2 separate regions of the Homo sapiens genome follow, and region 2 is linked to region 1. The links are chromatin loops, found by intact Hi-C in ENCODE. Cell type or tissue: heart left ventricle. All regions are shown on one strand. Each heading gives the region's core, and the rest is flanking DNA. Links, peaks and the distances in the headings are about the cores only.

Evidence for each region. A loop is a pair of places that touch in the nucleus more often than their neighbours do. Peaks named below come from ENCODE experiments on the same cell type or tissue, not always from the same donor. Only the 100,000 strongest peaks of a DNase experiment are listed, where the experiment ranks them.
Region 2: it touches region 1 in a loop (2.6-fold over the local background); 10 of 110 quality-filtered maps call a loop at or near these places.

The regions. Positions count from the first base shown.
Region 1 is chr11:120,016,094-120,019,009 of GRCh38, forward strand. No RefSeq gene overlaps it. Among named protein-coding and RNA genes, the nearest start is that of LINC02744, 23 kb to the left of the region's middle. In heart left ventricle, for the core only: no CTCF peak of the experiment used is centred there; no DNase peak of the experiment used is centred there; H3K27me3 peaks cover 1,941 bases.
Region 2 is chr11:119,736,194-119,739,109 of GRCh38, forward strand. It overlaps NECTIN1-DT (NECTIN1 divergent transcript), which reads left to right. Exons shown (of 4, transcript NR_120587.1): 3 at 614-725. Among named protein-coding and RNA genes, the nearest start is that of NECTIN1-DT, 8.1 kb to the left of the region's middle. In heart left ventricle, for the core only: no CTCF peak of the experiment used is centred there; no DNase peak of the experiment used is centred there.

The DNA of each region.
Region 1 (2,916 bases), core at 165-2,664:
GACGGGGACATGTGTGCTGATGGGATGCAGGGTAAGGGAACCAGGTGTCCACTTGCTGCCGTTGCTATTTCTGTGCTCCAGACCAGCCTGGGGAACTGAGCTCTGCTCTGAAGCAGGCTCCTACTCCCCTTCCACCTCCTATTCCAGGTGTCAAGGGTGGGAAAAACATACCAGGTTGGAACATCTTGAACTTCCCACCGGTTGTTCCAGGCATTCGTCCGAAGCCACGTCAGGCCTAATGCAGTTCCTTCATCTCTATACACCTGCCAAATCTGATTTATTCTTCAATATTTGCTTAAATGCTGCTTCCCCCTTCTCTCCTTCAGTCCCCACCACCCACTCTCTACTCTGGCCAAATCAGTCTGCTGATCTTATCCCATCACAATTTCCTATTAACATTCCTTTTTCTTATTTATTCTTTCAACATATGGCTTTTCAGACTCTACTCTGTACCAGGCACTCTTCTACAAAGCTGCTGTAACTGCTGCATCCTCAGTACCTGGAATAGTGCCTGGTGCAGAGTAGAGGGAGACACTGACATTCTGGTCATGATTTCCATCTGTGCTTTGGCCTCACACACTGCATCTTAAACTTTAAAAACTCAGCCTTTGCTTCAGCCTTAGGTCATACCTCACCTCTTCCATGGAGCCCTCCTTCAACTCAAGCAGGGTCGGTCACTCCTCATGCTGGACTTTACTGTGAGCCATGCAGTTGATGCGTATCAAACATGACATTTTCTTCTCTTTCTGTGTCTGTCCTCTCTCCCAATGTAAGATCCCAGGAGGGTGAGGACTCGTCTGTTTCGCCTGTATGGTTCTGAAGCACCCAGCAGAGTTTTGCCACAGATAAATAATAACAGCATGTTAGGAAAAAATAACAACTAGCATTCATTGCATGCTTATAAAGGACCAACTACTGTTCAAGATACTTAATAAGTATCAGCTCACTTGATCCTGACAACAAGCCTATGGGGTTGGTAGGAGCTCATGCAGGAAGCACAAACACAGGTGGAGGTGGCTACAGTGGCAGTGGCGGTGGCAGCAGAACTGATAATACCATGTGCCAGGATGAGCAGAGCCGGTGGGTTACAGAACGTGGGCTTTGGAGGAAGACCTGGATTGGAGGCCTGGCTCCATCATCTATCAGCCGGGTGACCTTGGGCAAGTGACTTCTCTTCCCTTGGCTTCATTTCCTTCACTATAAAATGAGGATAATTCCAGCACCCGCCTCACAGAGCACAGAGGTGTGTGACAACTCTATGAGCTGTGCAGACCACGCACCTCCAGCACAGAGCCTGACATTGGTCTCAACAGTCAGCAGATGGGAGTGTTTGCTGTTGTTATTGTTGTTGTTATTATTGTATCCCCCTTCCAAGAATCACCCACACCTGTTTTCTGTTCCATCCTGCCTCAGCTTCCCATCCCCCGATTACCCTCCTTCCACATCCTCAATCAGGTAGAGGAAAATCTGAGTGCAATATACTGAGAAGACACTCTTCAGTCACTACCTTATTCCTCCTCTTCCAACAAATGAGCCCTGAAACAAATAGATCCCAGATGTCACGACTTATGTATAAAAACCCAGGACCTTGGGACCAGAGAGGGAATGGAAGCTCTGCTTGGGTGCTGAGAGAGCACTGAGGACTCAAAGATATGCAAATCCAAGGGGGCAGCTCAGGAAGCCGGGCTACATGTGAGATTGTTATCATCTCTTTTCTGCTACTGCAGCGATGATGATCGGCTGAGCTCTTTCATTAGAAATCTGATGCTGCTGTTGAAAAAAAAAAAGAGAGAGAGAGAGAAATACACAGCAGCCTCAAAATGTGGGCACAAAGCGGTCTCCTGGGGAAAGCAGCTTTATTTGTGTCGGCTACGAGTACTAAGGTCCTGTTCATCCGCTGTTTATTTGTGCTGTTTTGTTCCCCAGCACATGACCTTTATTCCATCCACGTTTTGCAGGGTACCAGGAGTGCTAAACTCTTTGCATTTCTCCTGCATTTACAGCAGTTGGGATCTATGGCAGCCTCCTTCTTCCTGGCTTTCATCTCTGCATCCCTCCATTTCTGCCTGCAGCAGTGAAGCATCAATTATACACTCCAATTATGTGATTACACATATTTTCACTAATTAATAATTCTTGCCACTCATCCTGCCAACTCCCATTGGAGGGCTTCAGAGGGCACTGGAGAGGATAACTCACAGCTCTGCCACCTGGGAGGGAATGAGCAAGGCCTGAAGAATTCCTGATATGAAAGGGAAACTGAGGCACCACAAGGTACTTCCTTGTGACAGAGGCAACCACTGAATCCAAGACTTGCCTTTGTCTTGATAGGGGATTTGCTTGAGCAAATAGATCCATTTGATGTTGCTGCTGCCTGAAGAGGTGGCAGGAAGAAGAAAGTAGTTTAGCCCAGGGGTAGCACTTTGTAGGTGTTAAATTGGCTATCATTAAGGCTCAAATTTCTTCTTACTTATAGAAATCTGGATTTTGGGGGTTACATACCATAGTGTGTCCTCCCCTCTTGAGACTCAGTAGCATGCTGTGAAGAAAAGTTACTCTGTGATTTGGATAAAAACATAGCTCTGTTCCCCAGAGTCATACAGGAATGAGAAGGCTGAGGCCTGGGAGGTGACCCAGTCCAGCCTACTCCATTTTCAGAGACAGAGGCTTGAAACCCAGTGCCATTAAAAATGACAAGCACACCTCAATCTTACGTCCGTTGTCAAATTTAATCATCAAAACAATACCGTCGGGTAAATTTTACTGCCCTCATGTTACAGAGGAAGCTGAGGTCTAAAGAGTGACTTGCCCAAGGTCACACAGCTTATAGACAGAACTGTGACTAAGCCTAGGTTTCAGAACATCCCAAAACCAACACCGTTTTGATTGTGTCATGTTGAGAATACAGCCAATTAG
Region 2 (2,916 bases), core at 194-2,693, 280 kb before region 1:
AGAGCAGAGTTCCTGGATCAGCCCAACCCCAGCAGAAAAAGCTCATGGTTGATGCCTGCCTGGGAGTGGGGAGGTAAGGCTCGGGCTGTGGAGCTGTGGGTCTTGACTCTTTGGTCTCAGACCTTTTCGGGATCTGATGAGCGCTGTGTCCCTGAAAACTGCACATACGCACAAGGACAGTGTTTGCATGGCAACCTGCTGAAGCCCAGCTGGGGCCTTGAGTTAGGAATCCCTGCTGAAGAAGGAGTGCTTTGGGAAGGAGGCAGCCCTGAGCCCAGACTCCCTGTGATCTGGGCTAATGACTGATGCTAATGACATGGAGAACCCCAAATGAGGAAAGTCCAACCCAGACCCTTCTATAATATGAAGTGAAAAGAACAAGTATTATCCATAGACTGCATTATAATTCTGTAAAAATATACACTTATAAAGAGAAAAATGTGAAGGTGACATGGAGAAATGAAAATAATTTGTGGGTGAAGAGTTTTTATTTTATTTAAAATTTACTTTAATATCATTATGAGGCTACTTTAATAATAGATTTAATTTTATTTCTCTATTATGTAAAGTGCTTTTCCTGAAGAAATGAGCTTTCAAATTATATTTGATTTAGGTTAATATTAATGCCCTGTACATCCTGAGTACATGTTTCCAGAAAGAGGTGATCCAGGAGGCTGCCAAGTGGCCTGCAGGTGACATCCAGAGGGCAGAAAATGCCCATGCAGGTAACTGAATTCTGAGGAACATGAGACCACATGCTACCAAGGAGGCAGCCAAGGGAGAGGATGCTGTGTTCTGGAGTTAGGTTTGAGTCCTGGACCTGCCATTTACTAACCGTGAAACCTGGAGTTTACCTGGGGCTGAGGAGGGGGTGGTTCCCAGGACACGGGACTTTCAGTGCTAAAATTGGGAAGGTCCTAGGCAAAGTGGGACAAGTTGGTCACCCTATTAATAAGCTATTAATACCTCTGTCAGCCTCAGTCTCCTCACTTGTAAGATGACACTGACGACTCCCAGGATCTTTGTAAAGGCATTTTGTATGCCATCTTCATACCTGTTGGGGATGATGATTATCATTGGTGGGGTGGGATGGAGGAAGAGAGTGGGGAAAGGGGTGCTTCTCCCCAGCCTTGAGATCTGAGAGACCAAGAGCCTGTCTGGATGGGTATCATGATTTGTATATGGAGAGCTTAAGACAACTGGTCTCTCACAACTGGCTTTTAACAATAATTCGTTCAAGAAATGTGTATGGACCACCTACAATCAGATCTGTGCTAGGCATTTGGATATTCCGTGAATGGCTGCAACATGCTGTCTTCCTTCCTGGGACCAAAGTCTAATGGGGGAGGCAAGGATCCATAAGGAAGTGGACAGCAGGGAAAGCTAGGGACTTCAGGAATGTCAGGTGTGCAGGGACCCTTCCCTAGTCTAGGGGGTCAGGAAGGGTCAGGGCATGTTCCTGCAGAGATGAGTAGAGCTCCCTTGAGGGATGAGGACTGGCTGGCCAGGGATGTCATGTTGTAGAGAAATCAGGCACAGGAGAAGACAGCAAGAAGGCCCAGAGGCTGGGTGCTCCGAAGGACTGAGAGTAGTTCATTCAGTCTGGCTGGTGCGGTGCAAGAGGTGAGTGTTAGAGAGGGGCCTGGGGAGTCACGTGCCCATGTCATGAGGGCCTTTGTGCTGCATTATGGAGTTTGGACTTCATCCTGAGGGTCACAGGGAGCCGTGCATGGTAGGGCTGTAGCCCAGCAAGCGTGTTTTATACCTGGCCACTCAGCAGCCCCAACCCGTATTGTGCTCAGATGGCATTCCTGGTCCAGGCTCTGGTTTGCCTGTTAGGCCCAGGTCCTCTGGGCTCTGTCTGTCTTGCTCTAAGGCTCTGAGCCTAGCCCATCTGTGGAGCACTTCTGCAGCTCCAAACCTGGTGTAGTCAATCTGGACATTCCCCTGGCAGGGGTCTGCTGCCTGGCACAGACTGTGACTCCAGAGAGCAGAGTGGCACTCCCTCCCAAGCATGCTGCTGTCACCACAGTGTGTCTGTGTGGGTTTGATGGCTGCGTGGCAATGGCGCTCAGGGCATGCCGGGGGCTCACACAGCCCAGGCAGCTGATGATTAACAAACAATTATACTAATCGGCCTAGGAACAGGAAGGCAGGTGTGCACCCCTATGCATGTGAATGCACACACATGCATGCGCACACACATTCAGATTCACTGACATTTATGCCCATCCTTTCATTGAAACTCAGGCGAGCACATGGAGAGATTCCCTGCTACCTGGATGAGATGAATAGGCATTGTATTAGTTTACATGCCATTACCTTCATCAGAGACATGCCCTTTCACCACTGACACATGGATGTCACAAATGCTGTATACACAGCCTCACATAGATGCCCGCACACCTACACTGGCCCAGACCCCTTCTCATGCCTTTACAAACACATTACAAGAATTAAAAAGGAGCATCCATATCAAGTGTCTAGCACAATGCCTGGCCCATAGGACCATTATATTCTATTTTAATATGCTATTATTATATTAAGACACTTTAATATGTGCACATGTACTGATACACTCATAGATGCACACACATTGCCCCATACATTCTTTTAAACCCAGGTGCACACACAAGAGCTCGACTCTTCCGCAAACTGACACATACACTTCCGTGTACACAAACAAGCTCACTCTCAAAGACGTGCAGGTTGCCATAATGTGTTTTCCCATTTGCACCTACACACAATCACCACCGCAATAATAATAATAGCAAAACCAGGGTGGATGATTGCTTCATATTTTTCAAAGGGCTTTCAGGCCTGTAATCTCATTTGATCCTCGCAGCAGCCCTGTGAGACGGGTGGGTGGAGCAGGCATTATTACCCCAGGTTTATGGTTGAAGAAACAGAAGCTAG